3 separate regions of the Homo sapiens genome follow, and all the other regions are linked to region 2. Evidence: chromatin loops called from intact Hi-C (ENCODE). Cell type or tissue: heart left ventricle. All regions are shown on one strand. Region 1 overlaps TMEM164 (transmembrane protein 164). Region 2 overlaps TMEM164 (transmembrane protein 164). Region 3 has its middle 96 kb from the start of TMEM164.

Region 1 (8,000 bases), 100 kb before region 2:
ATACCATAAAATTCACCTACTTAAAGTGTGTAATTCAGTGGTTTTCATATACTACATTTAAAAAAATTAGTTAAATATATACATATAACATACAAAATTTGCCATTTTAAGCATATTTAAGTGTACACTTCGGTAGCATTAATTTCATTTGGGATGTTATGCAACCACCACTCCTATTTCTAGCACTTTTTTTTTTTTTTAAATCACACCAAACAGCAGCTCTGTACACATTAAGCAATAACTTCCAATTCTTACCTTCCCCAGGCCCTGGTAACCACTGTTCTACTTTCTGTCTCTATAAATGTGCCTATTCTAGGAACCTGTTATCGGTGGAATCATATAATATTTGTCCTTTTATGTCTGGCTTGTTTTACTTAGCAAAATGTTTTCAAGGTTGTAGCATGTATCAGAACTTTGTTCCTTTTTTAAGGGTGAGTAATATTATATTGTATGTATAGATCACATTTTATTTATCTGTCAGTGGACATTTAGGTTGTTTCTACCTTTTGGCTATTGTGAATAATGCTGCAGTGAATGTTAGCATACAAGTATTTGTTTGAGTCCTTGTTTTCAGTTCTTTTGGGTATGTATATACCTAGGAGTGGAATTGCTGGGTCATATGGTAATTCTATGTTTAGCTTTTTGAGGAACTGCCAAACTGTTTTCCACAGCAACTGGCCACTTTACATTCCCACCAGTAATGTACAAGGGTTCCAATTTCTACATATCCTCACCAGCACTTGTTATTTTCTATTTTTAAAATTATAGCCATCCTAGCAGTATGAAGTGGTATATCATTGTGGTTTTGTTTTGCATTTCCCTGATGACTAATGATGTTGAAGTTTATTTCATGTGCTTATTAGCCATTTGTATATCTTCTTTGGAGAAATGTTTGTTCAAGTTCTTTGCCCATTTTTTGAAAAAACTGGGTTTTTGTTGCTGAGTTGCAGGAATTCTTGATTGTAGGCTTTGATTAGAAATTTCAGTTGCTAACTAATATCACCCCTGGAGTTTGTATTCTCAATTAGGGGTCTTCAGATGTTAACAATGGTGTGTGGTAAATGTTTAAAGCTCTGATTTATGGCATTTGCCAATTTCCATGGTCAATTCCAAGCTACCAGTCTGACCCCTCACTAAGGTAGCAAAGGAGTTGGGAAGAGATGTACACAATCAACTCTTTCTAGCCAGTGCTATTGGGCTTCCAGCATGCAACAGAATGTTAACTCACCACCCTATGGTGTAGAATAAAACTAACACAGAGGCATATTTATCACAGTGTCTACACTGAAACTATTTAAATTAAATTAGACATAACTAAATAATTTTCAATTACAACACTTTAGCTCCTTCAATAAAAGCAAGAATAATTATTTGTTGAGCACATCATATGCTAGATGTGCTCCAAGTATTAATAGATATTATTAGTAAATAGAGGAGGAAATGTAGAATAAGTTAGTAGTAGGCTGGGACTTGAAGTCAGACTCCAAAGCCCATGTGTTTGATCTCTTTACTGCACTGTCTTCTATCCCATTAGTGGAATTTACTTACTGAATGTTGACTACTATAAACAGAGTAGACTACTTTCTTCTAACCCCAGGGATGCTTCTGTGTTACTTTGTACCCTCCAGCCTCTCTAAATCCTGTTCAAATTGGAATTGAAAACTAAAGCTGTGGTGGTACCACATATCAAAGAACTGTAAGGGGTTAAAAATATCCTTTTCCTCGTTGCAAAAAAAGCATGTGTTGTAAGAAAAATTTAAGCAAGCGAGAAATGGCAAAAATAGAAAGTGAAAGTCCCCCATAAACCCATCTGCCAGAGATAATCATTATTAACAACTAGCATTTATTCTTTCAGAGCTTTTTCTTTACACATTTTTTTTAAAATAACAATGGGATGATTCCTTATAATCTGAGTCTCTTTTCACTTGATAATATAGTTAGGCTATTTTCCATGCCAGTGTGTATAGCTCTACTTTATTCATTTTAACAGCTTTGCTTCATTCATTTTAACAGCTACATAATATCCCTTGTGTGAAGGAAATGTAAGGGATTTTGAAGGGCTATTTTGAAGAAGTGATGATAGGTGGCACATGGGACAAAAAGGTTGAAAACTACTGTTGGGTACCAACAATAGAGGCACTATACTTTCCATTTCTCCCCCCAGAGGCTACTATAACTTACCTGAAACCATAAGACGAAAATCCATGAGCACTGGGAAGAGTTACAGGAAAACTCAAACTAAGCTAGTCAGGGATAATTGAGAGATAAGACTACATATCAAATTCCTTCACATGTCTTTAGGGCTTTACAGCCCTGGTCTTTGAAACTCTATTTGGAATCTTTCTTAATCTCCAGTAGGCCCTGCTTTGAGTTTGGGAAACATTGTTTTCCAGGAAATACAACCTTTTAATTTCCCCTCATCTGTTCCTCATCTTGAGAGATGGCCACCATCATGTTTTCTTGCTGTGATAATCTGTCAGGTTTTTTTTTTGTTGTTGTTGTTGTTTGTTTTTGAGACAAGGTCTTGTTCTGTCACCCAGGCTGGAGTGCAGTGGCGTGATCATAGCTCACTGCAACCATGAACTCCTAGGCTGAAGCAATCCTCCCACCACAGCCTCCTGAGTAGCGGGGACTGCCACCATTCCTTGCTTTTTTTTTTTTTTTTTTTTTTTTTTTTTACTTTTTTTCTACAGATGGGGTCTCACTATATTGCCCAGGCTATTTTGGAACTCCTGGGCTCACATGATCGTCCTGCCTTGGCCTCCCAAAGTGCTGGACTTACAGGCATGAGCTGACATGCCTGGCCTGATATGTCAGTTTTCAGTGGTTGTCAGTGTTTCTTTGTTTTCTCCTCTGTCCTAGGCACTTGTCACTAGGAAAGTGCCTAATGACTCCATCAGGTGTGGCATTTATTATTGTTGCAACAGGGAATTGATAAGAGAAAAGAAGGCTATCTGGGGGATGAGTTAGCCAAGAAGTGGAAGAAGACAGCTGTTATTAGGTTGCTGTCAAAATAGCTTGCTTTACTCTCTGGCATGTATCACTCCAGGGAATGAAATAATCCAAGAATGATAAGCTCTCAATTGCCATCTGTTGGTTTGTGATGCTGCTTGCCTTGTTCTAGTTAACATTGAACACTGACCTCACATGGCACTTGGAGAAACTTAGAGGAGGATAAGATGATCATAGGGTGTAAAGCAAACTGACTGAACGCTTGCAGAGAGATGGGCTAAAGGCCAGTGGTATCAGTTTATCAGGATTTGTCTGCCTTACACTCTCTTATCCTTCCCTCTTTACCCCAGGGAGCTGGCAGAATGGTGTTTCCTCTGTAATATGACATATTTAGATTCTTTTACCAGTTTAAAGAAGTTAATTTAATGGGGGTAAAGGGGGCTAAGTTTTTAGGGTTGGGGTCAGGTACTATCCTTTATAAGAAAGATTATGGGTGTTTGAAGCTCATGAATGGACATGTCATTATCTTTCAAATTACATGCTAAGGATCAGGTTTGTATCGTATGTATTTTACTATGCCTTCTGGTCCATATCTCAGACAAACCACTCTGTGCCAGCTGTGCTAGGTGCCAGCAGCCATGAACTGTGCCAGAGACCCTGCCTCCCTGGCTTAGGTTGATTGGACTGAGTGGCCACCTGTCACCAAGACAGCCCATCTGTCACCTAGCAGGTAACATGGGCTTGACGAGCTGAGAGCTGGGCCTTTTGTATTCCTCTCTTAGGAAATTAGAATTGGGAAGCTGAGAGCCTAAGGCAGTTTGTAACGGAAAAGAGCCAAAAGATGATGGGGAGTGGAGCAGTCATGACAGTTCATGTCCTAGCTAGTTTTTTGAAGGGACAGAAACCATGAGCAAACAGAGGGACCTTGCAAGGGAGGAACAGAGATGCCTTGAGAGACAGAAGAGCTGTTTCCTACAGACACCATGAACCCAGAACCACTTTCCAGTTCTCCTGAGGCCCAGCTTTATCCTACCCTAGGATTCAAATGGGATACCTGTATTCTTTCCACAAACCTCCCTTTTCTTGAGCCAGCTTGAATGAGACTCTGTTTTCCCACAATGGAAATTATCAGACCAGATCTAGGCTCCTACCTTTACAATCGACTTCTGGGTTGAGTCAACAACAGTTGGTTTACATTTAAGGCTGACATGAAGTGCTGAAGACTATTCTAGGTATTACGGGGAACAGTGGAAAAACACAGATACCTGATTATTTCTGTCAAGCTCAGTGCTGACGTTATGGGCTTTGAATCCGTGTTCCTGGCAAACAGTGAGAATGAAAAGAGGCAGGGATCCTGACTGTTCATTTATCACTTCACAGCTCTCAACCAACAGGGGGCCTTCTTTATCCTATTTAACCTCTCAGTAGAGTATTTGCCTTTTGCTTATTCCTCTTTCCAGTCAACTCTTGATTATTCATGTAATAGAGGAAAGCATTAATGTGAATGATAGAAGACTGCCCCACCTTGGCCTCTCTTCTCTGCCACAGCAGCATCCAGTCACAGAAATGGAAACAACTAGCAGGAGAGGTAAGGAGGCTGAAAAAAGGTGGGATGGGGCCAAGCAAATTAACATTGTTTCTTCTACTTTTATACCTTCTTTCTGTTAATAAATGCTGCCTGTTTGAGTTTCTCTTCTGGTGTCACTAGGAGATTGCTGGAACAGCAATGCCATTTGCTTGATTTAAGTCAAAATATGGGATCTTTTAAAAAACTAAAATAGAGTTGGGGGCAATTGACTAGGCTGTTAGTTTCCTCTCCCATCTATTGTACCCCCTTTTGTCAGTGCCACCCAGCTTTCTTGTTGGCTGAGTTTAATGTTGGGCCACTAGCAACCATTCTTTGTTCAGGATTTGGGACTCAGCTAGCCAAAATATCCACAATAGCATTTCTCAAAGTATGGTTCTTGACCCACTTGCATCAGAGTCACCATGTGTGCTTTTTAAAAATGCTGATTCCTTCCACCTTGAATCCATTGAAGGAAAAATGCTAATTCCTGGGCCCTATCCCAGAACTATTGAGTCCGGATATTGGAGTGGGGGACAGAAATGGCTTGGCTTGGAAATATGAATTTTAACTCACCCACCTCCAGGTGATATTTATGTGCTCTCAACTTTGAGAAAGGCTACTCTGTAAAATGGCCTGAGGGGATTTGGAGGGTAGCTCTGGGAAATTATCAACCCTTCTCTTTCACTCACTATTTGTAGAGCAAGTGAGTGGGTGGGGAGAGGAAAGTGGGGCATTCCAGGTGTCAGAAGGTATTTTTCAAAGTGCAGATAGTTAAAGGCTGTCTACTGAAAGGAAAGTGAAGAAAAATAGAGATGCCAGCATGCTAAATTAGATGACACTTAACACTCAAACATTTGTTGAATTAATGCCTGAATAATTAAGAGTTGATTGGGCAGAGACACAGGAAGATTGTGTTTAAGTTACAGACTTGGCTTGCATCCGTGTTTCCTTCTAAAGAGACCACCTTCTCCATTTCTGCATTGTCTTTCTTTAGAGTGAAAATAGCTAGTCATCCCCAACATATTTGGGGTTTTGTGGTAATTTAAATATCTAATAGGCACTGCATAATGCCATTCAATGGTTGTACCTAAATATAACCCTACTAATCAAAATGAGGATATTGTGTTTAAGAGTCTGGCTATATAGTCTCTGGTCTGATTATAGTGTTGAGTCTTTTTTCAAAAACTGTCTCTATGGAGTAAAGCAGGGTCCTGTGTTTCATTGCTTTCCAGACATTCCCCAACAAGTGCTGAATGGATTTTGTTGCAAAAGTTTCTTTGGAAGTCTATTTAGAATTCAGATTGCATTTTCCCAAGGACACAATATTCTTCTTGTGGTTCAGGTTCCCAGACCAGCTGGCAAAAGCCTATTTAATGTGAAGTAGAGTAGAAGTCCAACCCCACCAGCCCCTTACCAGAATGCCTAAAAATATTTTTGATGGGGAAAAGCCTCAGGGTTCAGACCTGTGATCCTAGGCATACATCCCAGCTTCATTCTCTGAGCAGCATCATAGGGATTTATTGTTGGAGGGAACAATTCAAACTCCTTTTCTAGGTCTCCTAGGCTTTGTGTGAGCTGACCTTTCTGCTCATCTCTCCAGTATCATTTCTTACCATGTTTCCTCTGGCACTCTATACTATCCAGGCAAAAGGAACTACTTTAAGTTCCCTGAACGCATCTTTGTAACCTCTATACTATCCAGGCAAAAGGAACTACTTTAAGTTCCCTGAACGCATCTTTGTAACCTCTGGGTCATTTAAGCCTTTAGCTATGCTCTTCCCTCTGCCTGGAGCCTTCTCCTCTTGCCTATCCCTTCTCACTGGTGTTTTGTGTTACAGCTCTCAAAGCTCTGATCATCGTTTTTATTATAGAGTGATTTGTATGCTTTATGTCATTTATCTTCCCTTCTGCCAGACTGAATACTCCACAGAAACAAAGACCATGTCTGTGTTACTCACTGTAGTATGCCCAGCACTTAGCATAGTGCCTGGCAAGTAGTAGGTTCTTAATAATGATATGGCCGGTAAATGAATGATGTTGTCCAGGGGTTCCCGCCCTCTTTTACAGATGTGGACCCTGAGATTTAGAGGGGCCAAGTTTTTTTTTTTTTCCAAGTCCATAGCAGCTGTTTTGGAATTAGAACTTAGGCCTTCTGACTTCCAGGCAATGGTATTTTCTTCCAGAGGTATACATTTCTGTAAATAAAGTCTGAATGCATTGGAATAACTTACCCTGGGGGTTATTTGTAGCAGTCTCAAATCATTTGATCAGGGTCACTACTGGTGATATATAGAGGGAAATAGGAGAGTGAAGTAATGCAGAACATACCTTCTGTAATTTAGATTTGGATCATTTTTGCTGGGCCTGGAGAGGAGGAGCTAGGGGAGTACAGCTTACCCATGGCGCTGCTTACGGAATTTAGACATAAGAGATGGCTGTTCATTATTCTGGGATTCCACATCTGTACAGAGTGTAGAACATAACTGAATACTCAGTAGGTATTTCTTGATTATGCGATTTGCTAAAATCACTCTGCTAGTGTGTTAAAAATACCATTTAGAGTTTTCTATACCATTTACCATTTAATTGATAAGCATGTGGTTTGATAAATGTTGTTGTTATTATTGTTATTAGAAGTAGTTTTATGTAGTTCTTATAGAGATATAAGGGCCTTTAGATCATTTGATTTGGGGCCCTGCCTCAGCTATTAAAAATTGCATTGTACCTTAAATACCTGTTGCCTAATATTGTTTGCCTTCTCATTGTGACTCTTGGGGGTTTCTGCTGCTCAGAATAGAATGGAATCTTTCATAAGACTGGATTAAAGGGCATACGGCCTAATGCAGCAGTCTCTAACCTTTTTGGCACCAGGGACAGGTATTGTGAAAGATAATTTTTCCATGGACTGAGGTGGGGGGTGGGGGAGGATGGTTTCAGGATGAAACTGTTCCACTTCAGATTATTAGGCATTAGATTCTCATAAGGAGCATGCAACCTATATCCAAAGCATGCAGCCTAGATCCCTCTCATGCTCCTATGAGAATATAATGCTGTCACTGATCTGACAGGAGGTGGAGCTCAGGTGATGATGCTCACTCATCTGGCACTCACTTCCTGCTGTGTGGCTTGGTTCCTAACAGGCCATAGATTGGTACCATTCTGTGGTCTGGGGGTTGGGGACCCCTGGCCTAATGGATCATCTTAGTAAAGTTCAGAGGCATTTAGGAGGAAGACCCATCTGATGACATGCAAGGAGGAAATATCTGTAGACCCCTGGAGAAGAGGGAAAGCAGTGCTTTTCCATGTGTAAGCTTGGGACTGAGGGTTGGATTTTTGTGGTAGGTACATGACTGGGTGGAGAGGATGACATTCCTCAGTTCTCCATTTGGCTTTCAGTAGGACACACTTCAGGAGTCCCACATCAGGATGGCTTTTTTTCTCCCTGTGGCTAATTAAAACCATCGTAAGCCCAAAAGCTAAA
Region 2 (8,000 bases):
TCAGTTTCCTCATCTGTCAATTGAGGATAATACTTTACCTGTCTGCTTCCTGGGTATTTTGAGACATTGAGTAGATTGTGGATGTGAAATCATTTGAAAAGCATAAAGCAGTACCTAAATTTAAGATACTAGAGTGATCTCAGACCACATTACTGTGAGGGTCCAGTGTAGATCTCTCAGGCCTCTCCATAGCTACCTTGTGCTGATAATGCCCAGTGTCCAATTTCATGACCTTTTCCAGCTGGGGTCTACAGTGATACTTGGACTCTTACCTCCTTTTCTCAGTTTTTACATTTCCCTTGGTGAGTGTAAAGTAATAGTTGAGCAGCATGTGGGTCCCTGGGAAATTATTTTCCGTGTGGATTTTTATTTTTAAGAGCCAGAGCCAACGTCTGTGTCCAGCCTCCACAGTTGTCCCAGCTCCCATTCTGGGAGCTCTGCCATCTTCTTGGTTTCAGCCCTTGGCATAAGACAGACCTGGGCTCCTGTGGCTGGGGAGCCTGTAACTGCCTCCTCTCATTAGCAGACAGTCTTGGTTATGTGCTTGCCCTGTGGGGAACAGGGAGGCAGCTGACCCTTTCCCCTGGGTGCCTTTGTCTGTCCTGGCATACTTTGGGGTGTGTGTGTGTGTGTGTGTGTGTGTGTGTACACGTGTGTGTGTATGTTAGAGATTCTGTAAGCCCAAGAGGCTAGGCCTCTTGTCAGCTGCCAAAGTTCTTTTTTCCCCAGAATTGAGTTAGCCACCCAACTGTTTCCATTCTCTGCCCGCTGCGAAGCTCTACAGCAGGGCTGCTGTGGCAGGTCAAAACATGCTCTGCTTTGAGAATACAGAGATTCCATTTTGAGAGAGATGGGAAACAGGAGCGAGTGAGTGGGTGTGTTGGATGTAGGGAAAGTGAGGACATTCTTTTTGGTAAGCTGTGCCAAAATTGGCCCAGAAGCTTGGTCTAAACTCAAAAGTAGGGCTAATGCTGGGCTGACACCCAAATATCCAATGGGGAAAGTTTATTCTTGGATCTAGACCCTATGAGACCTAGCAATCATTTTTTTTTCTCATCTGGAATATGGGGATAATTCTACTCCATATATTCTTCATGTCAAATGAGAAATAAACTTGTAAATAGTCTACCGTCTAGTCTCCAGGAGCAGGAAGTGACATAAGGTTGTGATTCTTAAAGTATTTTGCAGAATACAAACTGTTACTAAAAAAAGAATCACTTGCTAAATAAGTTTGGGGAACACTGGATAAACAATGGCATGTTTTTTGTCTGTAGGGGCCACTCAGGTCCTTCATATTCCAATAATACACATGGGAAACCACCAAGGGGATATATTATATACTACATCTCCTAAATTTTTAACCAAACTTTCTTAGTGGAGCATTTACAAGTACCTTCTCTACAAAAGACATCTAGGAAGATCCTGATCTAGATCAGAAGAATATTCATTTTGTTCTTTTTTTTTTCCTGCAATTGTAAAGAGAAGTGAATTGGTGAAATGCATGGGATTGCTGAAATATGGGTCCTGAACAGCAGGGGAGGTCAACTTTGGACTCTGTTGAAATGAATGCTTCCTGCTCTAAAACACTTCTCTCCCTCCTATCCTCACAGCTCCCCTTTGAATTGGAGATTTACTACATTCAGCATGTTATGCTCTACGTGGTACCCATCTACCTGCTTTGGAAAGGAGGTAAGGCCAGCAAACCACATTCCTATGTAACCCCCACACCTAACCTCTCCCTTCTGTTTTTGGGAGTCACAGCCTCTTGGGTGCTTCCCAGGATCTTCAGCTGCCGCTTGACTGAGTTTCTTCAACATAATTTATGCCGGGCACCAGGAAGTGGGGAGATGGGAATGGACGAGGCCTGCAAGGGGTCTGGGGACTTTTTAGACCCACCCTTCACTGGGTGACTATGGTGCTGCTGACTGTCTGTCACAGGGCCTGGGCTTTGGGTTCTTGATGGTGGCATTGTGTTTGCATGGAGCCCCCCACACTGTCACCTTCTTGTACTTGTGCCTTCCCCCTGCCTCAATGTGCAGTGTGGGATAGAAGGAGAGAGTAAAGCACTCGGTCCCCTCAAGAACAAAAGAAGATATTGTAAGGGGCAAGAAGTCCGGGGACCAGGGCAATTATGGGATTGAGGGGAGAGGCAGGTGAAAGAGTGGTGGTCACCCATGTAAAATAAACCACTGAAAACCTTCATTTGGTGAAGAGGGAGAGACCACCAACCTGGTAGAGGCAGCCTGGAAAGGAAGCTGATCTATTTGTAACCTCTCAGTGACCCTTAGATTATCCCTTCCCTCTATTGTGTAACAGACAAAAGGAAAGGGGTGCCTATCCATCTAGGCTTGTTGTGAGAGCCACTCCTTCTCAGTGTTCTTTACTTTCTGAAAGGCCCTGTGACTGGAAGTCATCCTCTTTTAGTTTTAGCCCCAGCCTCTCTATCTCAGTTGCTGAGACTTTTCTGCTCCTACCTCACTCCAGGCAGCAAGGGTTTCATTTCTACCATACTGAAAGTGGCATGAGGCCACATGGGCCCTTGAGCTCACTGGAAGATAGTCTGGGAGTTCTGCTGGGCACTGCTGCTTCTTGGCTTATGCGTGGATGCTCTAAATCAGGCATTCCGGCAGATCTTAAGATCTGGTGTGAGATAGCCCCAAGGACTGGTCAACCCAGGAACATATTACAGGATGGAGTCTACTTATAGTCCAGAGATTTGCCTCCTATGCCTTGATTTCTATCAGTTCTCCATACTTGCCTAAATATTCTTTGAGACTGCTTTTACCCTGTGCGGCCACTTGGGGTCTCACGATGTCCCAAAACACTTCCTTTTAATTTGCTGTAAAAGCACTATTTTCCTCACGAGGCTTTAAGGAAAGTCTGAAGTTCCAATATCCAGGAGACTTGTGCCATTTCTCAGGTCTGTCCCCTGTGGCACAGGAAACAGCCTCTTAATATTAAGTCTCAGAAATACACACATTCTGAATAGAACCAGGCAGATAGGTGTTCCTGGGCCTCAGAACCCTGCTACTCATCGTTCCTGGCTTCTGAGGTGTGTGATGGAAGTCCTAGCCAAATCTGCATGGCTGTTATTTAAACATATTTGTACTCTAAGGTCACCATAAAAATCTGTCAGGTAGCTGGGTTAGACTGGTCTGACATGGAAAATACCAAGTAGCCATCTTTCCTCCCTCCAAAAGAATAATCCAGGAAGCCACATCCTCAAGACTTGGCTAACTCTAAGATAATTGTATCTCCTTAGAGCAGATCCTCCCGATAGCCCAGTTCCCTAAGTGGCGAGGTGAGAGATAGTAGGGCTGTAATGAGAGACAGTATGCTCTGTTATTGCTAATAACCAATAGATACCCTGGTGCAGTGAGGGTTTAGCTTGCAGCACCAGTGGAGTGATCTCACCAAACTGACTTTTTACTCCAGGACCTCAATGAGAGCATCTACCACCCCGCAGAAGTTGATGGGCCCCAGTACCTTCTATCTGGCCAACTTTGAGCTATTTTGAGGGCTCATCTCCCATCTCCCTTTCCAGCTCTTTACTGCCATCTGCTGTTCACTTGGGGGGAATTATGAGCATTGAGAGAAACATCTGGATTTCTTCACCTTTGATCCCAAGCCTTGGACCTAGGCCTTGCAGAGGGAGAATGGATCTGAAGCAAGCTGTCAGAAGATTAGTTTTCTGTAAACCAAGAAAGCCGAGAGTCTGGGGCTTCTGTTCCCTAGAAGTCGCTTGTAATTTTGTAGAAATAAATGGCTTAGCAATTTTTACCCAGTACAAGACAGCTCTCCTATAGGTATCTCCCATGCCCAGGAACCCTGTTTTCCTGAAAGGCAAGGTCCTGCTTGAGCATATAGTGCCTCTTCCTATGGTTTGGGGTGGGTGGGTAGGTGGCGCCTTGTGGGAAACCCACTCATCCCTTATTGTTGCAGACCTTATGCACTGTCACAGTACATGGGACCTCTCTCATCCACACTGCTCTTTTCTTCCTCTGGCCTGTCCCTTCATTTCCCTGTTTCCTTTCCTTCAAACTTGTTGCCTGTGGCCCTCTGGAACTCTATTTCTTTTTTTTCTGTGTTACAGTATTTTTAAATTTAATTTTTATTAGATACTGACAAATTATGCTTTTATATATGTGTAGGGTACAAGGTGATGCTACGCTATATGTATACAATGCAGAATGATTGAATCAAGCTAATTAACAAACTATATTTCTTACAAACCACTCCCAACCCCACCGGCAGCTCTGCATGGGGCACAGAGCCTTCCTGTCTCTTGCCTACAGCTTCCTCTAATGGAGGCTGCTCTTTCTGCCCTGCCCCATATGCTGCAGAGCCCCCTCTGTCTCTTCTAGAGCACTATCTCATCTGTACGTTAGGGGAAAAAGGCTTTCTCTTTTACTATTCTCTCTCTTTTTTTTTCATCACCACCATCACTTGACCTCTTGGTCCCTTCCCCTATATTCCTAGAAGTCACTGGCCTGTAGCTCTCAATATTTCCATTATAATTTGAGCCAACATCCTGAGAGACTTCTTGTAAGGACCACCCATCCACCCCAGCTTCTCAAGGTTTGGGCTTCTTAATTGCAGTGACCTCAGCATTCCCTTCTTTTCAGCCACCAGGACCTTGTTTTCCCGTAAAGCTCCTCTATGTGAGAACGTAACTCCTGTTATGTTCTTTCTTTGACCCAAATCTCCACTCCTTTCCTCTTCTTCCTATTCAGCTTGTATCTCCATGACCTATCATTGAAACTTTCACTAGCTCCTGAAAGTGTCTCACCTCCCTTGTCCCTTCCAACTGGGATCAGTGTCCCATGCCTTTTCAGTGTGCCCAGTCTTGGCCTACTGGAGGAGCTCTTTCAAGCCATTCTGATTAGGGCCATGAAAATTTCATGATGTCTATTATAATTGTGCTCTCAACACCATTGCTCAATTTATTTTCTGTCTATGGCCAGCTCCTCCACACATTGCCCTCACAAGTCCTGTGCTAAATCTTTACCACCCTCCTCAAATTTCCTGTCTACTCTGTTCAAACCTTCTGTTCTCTCCACCCTCAATAGATCCCCCCTCTCCCCACAAATGACTGAGAAAATTGAGGTTTTGGGATGGAAATTTCCTCAACACTTCTCTCTACCTCTACAAGCTTCTTTACCCACATCCATCCCTATCTTCCTCCTTCTCATCCTGGAAGAAATGGTGTTCATTCTGTTCTGGCCAATAATATCCCTGTGCGATTAGCTCCCACCCCTGCTACCACCTCTGGAGCCTCATTCTATCAATTAATCACTTATGTACCTGGATATTCTTTTTCTTTCTTTTTTTTTCTTTTTTTAGACAGGGTCTCACTGTATCACCCAGGCTGGAGTACAGTGGTGCAATCACGACTCATTGCAGCCTCAACCTCCTGGCTTACATGGTCCTCCCACCTCAGCCTCCTAAGTAGCTGGGACTACAGGCACATACTACCACACCCGGCTCATTTTTTTTTTTTTTTTTTTTTTTTGTATTGTGTAGAGACAGGGTTTTGCCATGTTGCTCAGGCTGGTCTTGAACTCTTGGGCTCAAGTGATCTTCCCACTTCAGCCTCCCAAAGTGTTGGGATTACAGGCATGAGCCACTGTACCTGGCCATTAGCTGAATTTTCAACCCTCTCTTCACTGCTGGCTTTTCAGCCAATACAGATGTTCAAATCTTTCCCATTCTAAGAAACTTTCTCGCAATCCCATACAACTCTGTCTTCCCTCTTCCCTTCACACCTAAGCATCCTAAAAGAATAATCTAAACAACATTTTCTAAAATTTAGTTCTTTGGGCAAGACAATTTTTGTCTTATCCACGTAACCATGTGTGTTATTATGTATGTAATACATGTCCTTAAATCTATTGAGTTTTTTTTTTTTAACTAAAATATATACGCTTTCAAGAGAAGCCCCATAATATCCATGAGATTGTGGCTTTGATTTACTGGTTATCTATTTTAACACAGTTTATATACAAAACTATTAAAAATGAAATGTTTATCTGTTTGCCACCTGAAATCACCTCATACATGGTGCATAACTTTGGGAGACACTGGGGTCTGCCCTTGAGTTTTCTTCTCAATTACCCTTTATTCCTCAGACCATTTACTCTGATATCTAACCCTCTACCAGACTTTTCACAGAAATGGTGCTTCTAAAGATCACCAGCAACGTCTGTCTGACCAAATCTAATGACCATCTCTCAGTCTTTATCCTACGGAATGCTGTTGCATTGGATGGTATTGATCACTCCGTTTTGGATTGCTCTGCTTCGGGGCTTCCAAAGTTCCTCCCTTTCCTGGCTTTCCTACCTCACCAATCATGTCTTCTCAAGTCTCCTTCACAGGTTATTTTTTCTCACTCCTCTGAGATGTTGAGTTCTGTTCTAGGCTCACATCTCATTCTAATTGTCTGGTATGGTTTTGCCTGCTTTCACGGTTTAACTACTAGTCTGTCTAGTTATGGCTGCTACATCACTGTCTACAGCTCAGACTTACGAGAGTCACATTCATATAGTTTACTCAACTTCTCTACCTAAATGTCTCAAGCATATGTCAAACCCAACCTGTCTGTGTCAAACTCATTATCTTCCCTGTCAGCCCTCCTGCTCTTCTTGTGGTTCGTGCCAAGTAGCAGCATCCAATCACCCCAGCTAAAAACTGGGAATCATCCCTGCCTCCTGTATGCAATGCATCCGTTCATCTCACATATATTAACATATGCCTTCTTCCTGCCAGGATCCAGACTGACCACTGGGGTGCCCTGATAAGCAAAAATCAGACACCACCCTGTCCTTCATAACATTTATAAGCTAGTGGGGGTGGAGTGGGGAGATGGATATGAATCAAATATCACATGAATTTATAGTTATGACTGAGATAAGTACTCTGAAAGAAAGGAACATGCTCTTATGAGAACTTAGAACAAAACAAGCTGACTGAGTTTGGGGGTTTGGAGGAGAGTTCCCTGAGGAAATGACATTTAAATAGAAATCCAAAGGGTGAGTTGGAGCTTATTAGGCAAGTACAGGATTAGGGGAGGTGACTTCTTGTAGATGGGCAAAATGGCATGTACAACAGCACTGTGGCAATGGGGAGCACAAGGGGAGTGGATGACACTGGGCCTGAGGGGCAGGCTGGCGTCATATATGAAGGCTTTGTCACCCATGGTCAGGGGTTTGGCCTTGATTGCCAAAGCTATGGGAAGCCTGTGAAAATGTGAAGAAGGGATATAACATCAGCTTGCTTCACCAATTGATTCTTCTCTGATTTAACTTATTTGCACATTTTACACATTTTAATTCAAAAATCTAAAATATAAAAAGCCATACTGTGAAAAATATATTTCCCGTCCCTTCCCTCCATCCATATAGTTCCCTGCTACAACTCCACGAGTAACTACTATTTTTGGTTTTTGTATATCCTCCCAGAGTTTGTTTTTTTGCATATACAAGTAAATTTTAAAAATATTTTCCCCCTTCTTCAGACATTCATCCTAAAATAGCAAATACACAACCATCCTGTTGTTACTGTTTTGCTTAGCAATATTTCTTGGAGAGCTTTCCATGTGAGCCCACAAGAAGCTCCCCCTTTCTTTCTTTTTTTTTTATAGTGGCATAATATTACATTGTGTGGATGATAGAATACAGTATAATAAAAATGGCAGAGCTTTGACATAAGACAACTATATGCCAGATATTGTCACACACTTTTCCCATGCATTAACTCATTTAATCCTATAACAACTCTGTTAGGAAGGTGTTATTATTATCTCCCTTTTATGGAAGAGGAAACTGGTACTCAAATAGCAAGTGACAGTCCCCGGATTTGAAGCCAGTAGTATGGTTCCACGGTTCTTGCTTTTAATCATAACACAAAGTTACAACACTATATCATAATTTATTTTTTTCAGTCTGCTATTGATGGACATTTAGGTTGTTTCAAATCTTTTGATAATGTAAATAACACTGCAC
Region 3 (8,000 bases), 240 kb before region 2:
CTGCTTTTGTACTGTTTCTCCACGAGTCACAAACTGGTTTGCCTTCCCCTTACCACCATTCAGAATTCTGCTTGGTTGTCTCTTGTGCCATTTTCAGAGTTTATAGTTGTCTTAAAAGGGGGAAATGGGTTTTCTCAATCTTGTCCGGATCAGAAGTCTCCTAAGCCTTTTTTGTTGTTCTTGTTGCAAGACAAACTTGTTCTAGCCATAAAGACTTTTCCCTTGATGTTCTCTGCCTGGAATGCTCTTCTTTGAGATTGTTGAATGTTTGGCTTATAGTCTCTGTTCAAATGCCATCTTAGAGACACTTACCTTACCTAATGTAGTCTCCCATCACCACTCATACTTACTCAATTACTTTGATCACTTTATCCTGTTTTACTTCTTTGTAGCACTTAATACGTTATGGGATAACCTTGTCATTTTGATTGTTTGCTGTGGTCTCCACCATCTCTAAAGTAAGCTCTAAGGGAGAAGATTTCTGTCTGTAAGAGTAAAAACATAGAATGAAGTGGGCCATTTTCTTTCTTGTTCATTGGTGTGTGTTTATAACAGTACCTGACAGAGAATAGGCCCTCAATACATGTTTGTTAAATGAATGTATGCATCCAGCCCTAATTAAAATATCAAGGTGATCTGACACAGGTATCAGACAGATGTCCAGTGCTATTACCAGCAGACTGATATCCTGAGCTGTCTAGGACAGGTTTTATGGGTATGGAGTATAGAGGAGACCTGTTCTATTATAGTAAATAGTTGACTTCAAATATACTTTTTTTTTTTTTTTTGAGACGGAGTTTCACTCTTGTTGCCCAGGCTGGAGTGCAATGGCACGATCTCGGCTCACTGCAACCTCCACCTCCCGGGTTCAAGTGATTTTCCTGCCTCAGCCCCCCAAGTAGCTGAGATTACAGACGCATACCACCATGCCTGGCTACTTTTTGTATTTTTGGTAGAGACAGGGTTTCACCATGTTGGTCAGGCTGGTCTCGAACTCCTGACTTCAGGTGATCCACCTGTCTCAGCCTCACAAAGTGCTGAGATTACAGGCATGAGCCACAGTGCCCAGTCCCAAATATACTTTGAAGGAACATCTGGGAGGTCCACATTTGCTAATATCTGCCATTCTCTGAAACACTTCTGTCTAGGTTAAGGCCAAGACAAGGTATCCTGAATTCCTAACTTTTGCATTCATGAAGATGACATCACCATGTGCCTCATCATTATGATCATTTATTGTCATACTCCAGGATTTATATGGATCCTAAAATATAGTAGGCTTCCAACAATATGCTAAGAATGTTCATCTAAAAATAGCTTCTCCTTCTCCCAGCCACAGCACCATCTTAGTGAAGATAGACACTATTGAGGAAATGGCCCACTTCATTCTATGTTTTTACTCTTTATGCATACCAGCCTCTGCTATCTTTCTCTTCCAGGACCTTCCCCTAAGCAAATCTCAGAAAACCCAAACTTCGCCTCCCCTTGAAAGGGTGACCTGAGCCCTAGCGACAGTAGCTCAAGGAGTAATAGTGTTAATTGTTTCGTTTCAGCTCAATTAAAGTGTTGGAGGTGCTTCAAACACATTCTAACCACTCGTTTGTAGCAGACATGAAGGTATGCTGCTCAGATCTGCCTTTAAGAGAACACCTGCCACAAGGAGTTCAATTAGCTGACAGCCTCCAGAGCTGTAGCATCTTTAGGATCTGCATCTTCTTTTGAGCTGAGCCCATATGCTTCTGGGCAGTCCTCACACAATGACTGAGGTAGGGGTGAATGGAGCTTACCATTTCTGGCCAGTGCAGGATGCCTCTGTGGGTAGTCTTTGTATGGGAAAGATTACTGTTGAACTGGCTGAGATTTCTCAGAGCTGCATCACAGTTTAAGGCTCTTCTTATCCTATTCTTCTTCCTTCTCCCTCTTGTTTTACAATGGTTATGCCTGTAGGTGGTATGAAGGCTTTCTCTGCCTACTTCTGCTTCCTATCCCCTCTTATCATTTACTGGTCTTACCCCCATTAAAATCTCTTTTGTTCCTATCTTTTGGCGTCTGCTTCCCAGAGGAACCAAAATGATGTATCCCTTACCCCTTCTTGATTTTAGGATCTCCGTGTCTGAAAGTTTTTCAGCTACTACCTTGATTCATATTATCTTCTGGGCTCTTTGATGCTGACATCCTGTTTTGGATGATCCTTTCATTATGGGCCATGGAACTTTGTTTCAGACAGAAGCATCATCTGACATTTTCTCTCTAGCTCCATAGACCATGACCACCAGTGTGGTCTATATATTTAACATTGGTTTAGAGGATAGAAACCTTAGGTTCTTGTCTCAGTTCTACTACTTATCACCATTTAACCTTGGGAAAATCACCTGCCCATTCTGTGCCTTAGTTTTTCTGTTTATAGTAAAAGGCTGGGACTAAATGACCTTGAAGGTCCATTCCATCTTTGACATTACCTATCTGTATATCACAGGATCCTCTGGGTCAGCAGATTTCAGTAAGGAACACTCTACTGCCATAAAAATACACAGAAAATGATGGTGGCTTTGCCCACAGCCTATTGTAAGACTATTTAAACACAAAAGGGCTAAATGTAATCATATGGGGTGAGTTTAGGAAGTGACAGGCCAGAGCTTGAAGCTAAGCCTGCGTCCTAAAATGAGATGGCAATAATGGGTAGAAGTGATGAAAAGTCCAGGCAAGAGGAAAAACTATGGTGTGCAGAAAATGTAAAGACACACCAGCTCTAGTCCTGTCAGCATCAAAGAAGTACAATTAAGTTAACAAGGCATTCATCCCATGAGCAGAGCAGCAGTGAGGAATCTAGGAATGTCTAAGCAGATGAGCAGTACCATCCAAAGAAGGAGGGAAATTGGAGAATCAGGGAAGGACAGGGAAGAAAGATAGGTTTTTAACCTTAGAAGTTGAGGCACAGGGCAGGTTATGAAGTCAGGCAACTAGGTAGCTAGACAGGGAGAGATAAGCTCTGGGCCCCAAGTGTACTTGTCTTAGGAACAAAGCCCAGCTATTAGATACAAGGTAAAAAGTTAGCCTACAAGCAGCTAGCTAAAGCTCTTTATCTGATGCCACTCATTTGCCAGCACTATTGGTCTGGGACAGAAGCTACTAGTAGGTAGGAAGTGTGAGAAGAGGAGGACTGTGCACAAGCAGGTCCATAGTATCACAGTTAAGAGCATGGGCTCTAGAGCCAGAGAGCCCTAGGTTTCAAGACTGGCTCTATGTCTTATATACTATGTGATCTTCAGCAAGTTGCTGAAACTCTCTGAACCTTTATTTCCTTCTGCAAAGAAGGGATAGTAATATCTCTTTATAGGCCTAGGGTAAGGATTGAATGAGTTACTCCACAGAAAGAATTGAGTCCTATGCCTGGCACACTGCTACAGTTTGAATGTTCCCCCAAAAACTCATGTTGAAATTTTTTTCACATAAGTTATTGGGGTACAGGTGGTGTTTGGTTACATGAGTAAGTTCTTCAGTGTTGATTTTGAGATTTTGGTGCACCCATCACCCGAGCAGTATACATTGCACCATATTTGTAGTCTTTTATCCCTCACCCCCTCCTACTCTTCCCCACAAGTCTCCAAAGTCCATTGTATCATTCTTATGCCTTTGTGTCATCATAGCTTAGCTCCCACATATCAGTCAGAACATACGATGTTTGTTTTTCCATTCCTGAGTTACTTCACTTAGAATAATAGTCTCCAATCTCATCCAGGTCGCTGCAAATGCTAATTCATTCCGTTTTATGGCTGAGTAGTATTCTATCGTGTGTATATATACCACAGTTTCTTTATCCACTCATTGATTGATGGGCATTTGGGTTGGTTCCATAATTTTGCAATTGTGAATTGTGCTGCTATAAACATGCATGTGCAAGTATCTTTTTCGAATAATGACTTCTTTTCCTCTGCGTAGATACCCAGTAGTGGAATTGCTGGATCAAAGGGTAGTTCTACTTTTACTTCTTTAAGGAATCTCCACACTGTTTTCCATAGTGGCTGTACTAGTTTACATTCCCACCAGCAGTGTAGAAGTGTTCCCTGTTCACTGCATCCACGCCAACATCAATGATTTTTTGATTTTTTGATTACGGCCATTCTTGCAGGAGTAAGGTTGTATCACATTGTGGTTTTGATTTGCATTTCCCTTATCATTAGTGATGTTAAGCACTTTTTCATATGTTTGTTGGCCATTTGTATATCTTCTTTTGAGAATTGTCTATTCATGTCCTTAGCCCACTTTTTGATGGGATTGTTTGTTTTTTTCTGATTTGTGTTCCTTGTAGATTCTGGATATTAGTCCTTTGTCAGATGTATAGTTTGTGAAGATTTTCTCCCACTCTTTGGGTTGTCTGTTTACTCTGCTGATTGTTCCTTTTGCTGTGCAAAAGCTCTTTAGTTTAATTAGGTCCCAGTTATTTATCTTTTTTTAATTGCATTTGCTTTTGGGTTCTTGGTCATGAAATCCTTGCCTAAGCCAATGTCTAGAAGGGTTTTTCCAATGTTATCTTCTAGAATTTATATAGTTTCACGTCTTAGGTTTAAGTCCTTCATCCATCTTCAGTTGATTTTTGTATAAGGTGAGAGAGAAGGATCCAGTTTCATTCTCCTACATGTGGCTAGCCAATTATCCCAGCACCATTTGTTGAAAAGGGTGTCCTTTTCCCACTTTATGTTTTTGTTTGCTTTGTCAAAGATCAGTTGACTGTAAGAATTTGGGTTTATTTCTGGGTTCTCTATTCTGTTCCATTGGTCTATGTGCCTATGTTTATACCAGTACCACACTGTTTTGGTGACTTTGGCCTTAGAATATAGTTTGAAATTAGGTAGTGTGATGCCTCCAGATTTGTTATTTTTGCTTACCCTTGCTTTGGCTATGGTCTCTTTTTTGGTTCCATATGAATTTTGGAATTTTTTTTCTAGTTCTGTGAAGAATGATGGTGATATTTTTATGGGGACAGCATTGAATATGTATATTGCTTTTGGCAGTATGGTCATTTTCACAATATTGATTCTACCCATCCATGAGCATGGGATGTGTTTCTATTTGTTTGTGTCATCTATGATTTCTTTCAGCAGTGTTTTGTAGTTTTCCTTGCAGAGATCTTTCGACTCCTTGGTTAGGTATATTCCTAAATATTTTATTATTTTGCAGCTATTGTAAAAGGTGTTGAATTCTTAATTTGATTCTCTGGTCACTGTTGGTGTATAGGAGAGCTACTGATTTGTGTACATTAATCTTGTATTCATGTTGAAATTTAACTGCTAATGTAACGGTATTGGGAGGTAAGACCTTTAAGAGGTAATTGAGTCATGAAGGCTCTGCCCTCATGAACGGATCAATGCTGTTATCATGAGAATGGGTTAGTCATCATGTGAGCAGACTCCTGATAAAAAGATAAGTTTTGTCTCAATTTTCTTGCTCACCATATGATGTATTCTGCCATGGGATAACCCTTGCCAAATGCTGGTGCAGTGCTCTTGGACTCCCCAGTCTCCAGAGCTGTGAGCCAAATGCACTGTTCTTTATAAATTACCCAGTCTGTGGTATTCTGTTTAAAGCACAGAAAATAGACTAAGACATACATTGTAAGTGCCTAGTAAATGTGAACTAATGTTCTTATCCCTTGTCTGACATTGGCCTTGAATAATGCAAGCCCCTTCTCATCAGTTCCCTAATTTGTGAGAATGAAAACAGGAGCCTTCATGGTTGTTTATAAGTTATAAATTCTCATTCTAGGGAAAGCGCTCATTAATATTCTTACCACTATTTCTTATAGACAGCACCAGAGGCTGAGATTTATTTAATATGAACAATTTAAAATAATTTCTGTAAGCGCACACACAGCTAGCTTTCAATTACTCACTCTAATGGAGAAGATCAGAGTCATAGGTAATCTAAAACTGTGCCAAATCCAAAGTCATCTCTGTTTGGCTTGGAAATGAACTGGATACACTTTTTTTTTTTTTTTTTTTTTTGCAGCATATTTACCTTTTGGATTTTTTTGTGCTTGGCCAATAATAAAATAAATTTACATTATCTAAGCACACTAGCTGACAGCACGTGAAAGTGCACAGAAATACTCCTGGGGAAAAAGAGAAGCTAAGATCATGATACTAAGTTTGCTGCAATGAAGAAGGGATTTACCATACATTTTTATTAGTGATTCTCAGAGTTTAGAAGAGATTTTTTAAAATTGTATGGGGAACTTGTTAAAAATGCACATTCGCAGCTCCAACCATTTTATAGGTGAGAAAACTGAGGTTCAGATAGGGGAACTGACCTGCTCCATGTTGTAAAGTTGAGGGCACAATGGGAAGTAGGACCTAAGTCTCCACAGCTCCTCATATAATGTACTAGGCAGCGATAATAATGGAGTCCTCTGAGGAAGAGAATAGAGAGAGAAGGCCATGTAGAAGGCAGAATAATGAAACTTGGGGATATTTTCACATTTGGTAGGGTGAGAGAAGGAAAAGAAGACAGCAAGAATGAGAAAGTGAATGAAGTTAATTTCTTTGAACTTGGCTGATCTCTCAGAAACTTCTAACCCAGTAGTTCTCAAACTACTATGCACCCAGGTCAATTTGAGCACCTGTTGAAAATATGGATCCCCAGACAATCTGATTTAATAGGTCTGAATTAGAGCTTAAGTTTGTGTTCTTTTTTCTTTAAGTCAGCACCCCATGTGATTCAGAATTAAGTAAATGGAAAATCACATCTTGAAAAATATTTGTCTAACCTTCTAAGATCTTGAAGTTTACGTCAAAATGTTTTAAGGAAATACCAAGATCTTTGAAAACGTGGGATTTCCCCTGTTGAATTACTTGGGACCAGGGATGAACTTTGACAGCCCAAAAGCTGCTGTGAGTGAGCACTCTGTCTGAGTAGTGAAAGCATGGCATGCTGCTTGAGGATGCAGGCTTTAGCACTACACTGGTCTGTGTTCAAATCCTGTTTCTGACACTTACTAGCTAAGTCATCTCTGTCAAATTCTTTGCTTCTGTGTGCCTCAGTTTCCTCATCTGCAAAGTGGGAATAATAATAGTATCTGCCTAGTAGAATTGTTTTGAGGGCGGTCTGTAAAAGTGTTTAATTTAGCAATCACTCAAACACAGCTTAGATTATTACTTTTTTCTTTTTCAGCGTTGCTTGCATGGTGGATCTTTTGCTCAGGATAAATCATCTGAAGACTCTAAGGCAGTTACAGTGACCAACTTTACCTGTTTGCCCAGGACCGAGAGGTTTCCCAGGATGCATGATTTTGGTGCAAAAAGACAGGCCCAAGCAAACCAGGATGGTTGGTCACTCTGAAGGCAGACCTCTCTGAAGCCCTTCAAGTACTTATTTGCATACATAATATTTTTTACTGGTAAACAGTAGTTATCAGCTGCTCTGCTAATTCAACAAGGAATAATTGCTGAAGGTTATCTGATACTATACATCTAGTAGCTACTCCAACTAAAATTTCTAACTTGAGCAGCTTGCAGAGAAGTGCATGGGAGTGATGCACACTTCTGGGATTCCCGAAATTCCCTATATCTGGATTGTGCTCAGCTGTACTGTATATATTTCTTAACTAGGTGATAGATTTCTTTTTGTAAATATGTGGTTGTCTATTAATAGGATCACAATAGTCTCAGAATTCTATTTGGTGGCTCAATAAATGTAAGCTGAATGAATAAATGACTATCAATTGAAATGTCTTCACTTGGGTGTTTGGGAGACTTGATTTATGAAATTGAGAGGTACAGTTTGAAAACCATCTCAGACAGCAATTTCCTCCCTTGCACAGCACTAATTCTCTCTTAATGTGGCTTCCCAGAATAAAGGCATGACACAAGACAGGCACTTACCTTGTCTTGGTGAAAAGGCTCTTGAGATGCCTGTGAAGAGGATTTTCAGAGTTTCTAAATTTGGCCCTGAAGTCATCTGAGATGCGTATACATTCACATATACATATACATATACATCTGTCA

The links. Peaks named below come from ENCODE experiments on the same cell type or tissue, not always from the same donor. Only the 100,000 strongest peaks of a DNase experiment are listed, where the experiment ranks them.
Region 1: a loop joins it to region 2, with 5 times the contacts of the local background. A loop is called at or near these places in 10 of 110 quality-filtered maps.
Region 3: it touches region 2 in a loop (7-fold over the local background); 80 of 110 quality-filtered maps call a loop at or near these places.

Annotation. Positions count from the first base shown.
Region 1 is chrX:110,041,945-110,049,944 of GRCh38, forward strand. The region is part of intron 2 of TMEM164 (transmembrane protein 164); the gene reads left to right. Among named protein-coding and RNA genes, the nearest start is that of MIR652, 9.4 kb to the right of the region's middle. In heart left ventricle, a CTCF peak has its summit at 4,341; no DNase peak of the experiment used is centred here; H3K4me3 peaks cover 2,681 bases; H3K27ac peaks cover 6,510 bases.
Region 2 is chrX:110,143,188-110,151,187 of GRCh38, forward strand. TMEM164 (transmembrane protein 164) reads left to right here. Exons shown (of 7, transcript NM_032227.4): 5 at 1,611-1,689. Among named protein-coding and RNA genes, the nearest start is that of MIR3978, 65 kb to the left of the region's middle. In heart left ventricle, CTCF peaks have their summits at 2,792 and 3,569 (motif pointing left); no DNase peak of the experiment used is centred here; H3K27ac peaks cover 1,848 bases.
Region 3 is chrX:109,903,018-109,911,017 of GRCh38, forward strand. No RefSeq gene overlaps it. Among named protein-coding and RNA genes, the nearest start is that of TMEM164, 96 kb to the right of the region's middle. In heart left ventricle, no CTCF peak of the experiment used is centred here; no DNase peak of the experiment used is centred here.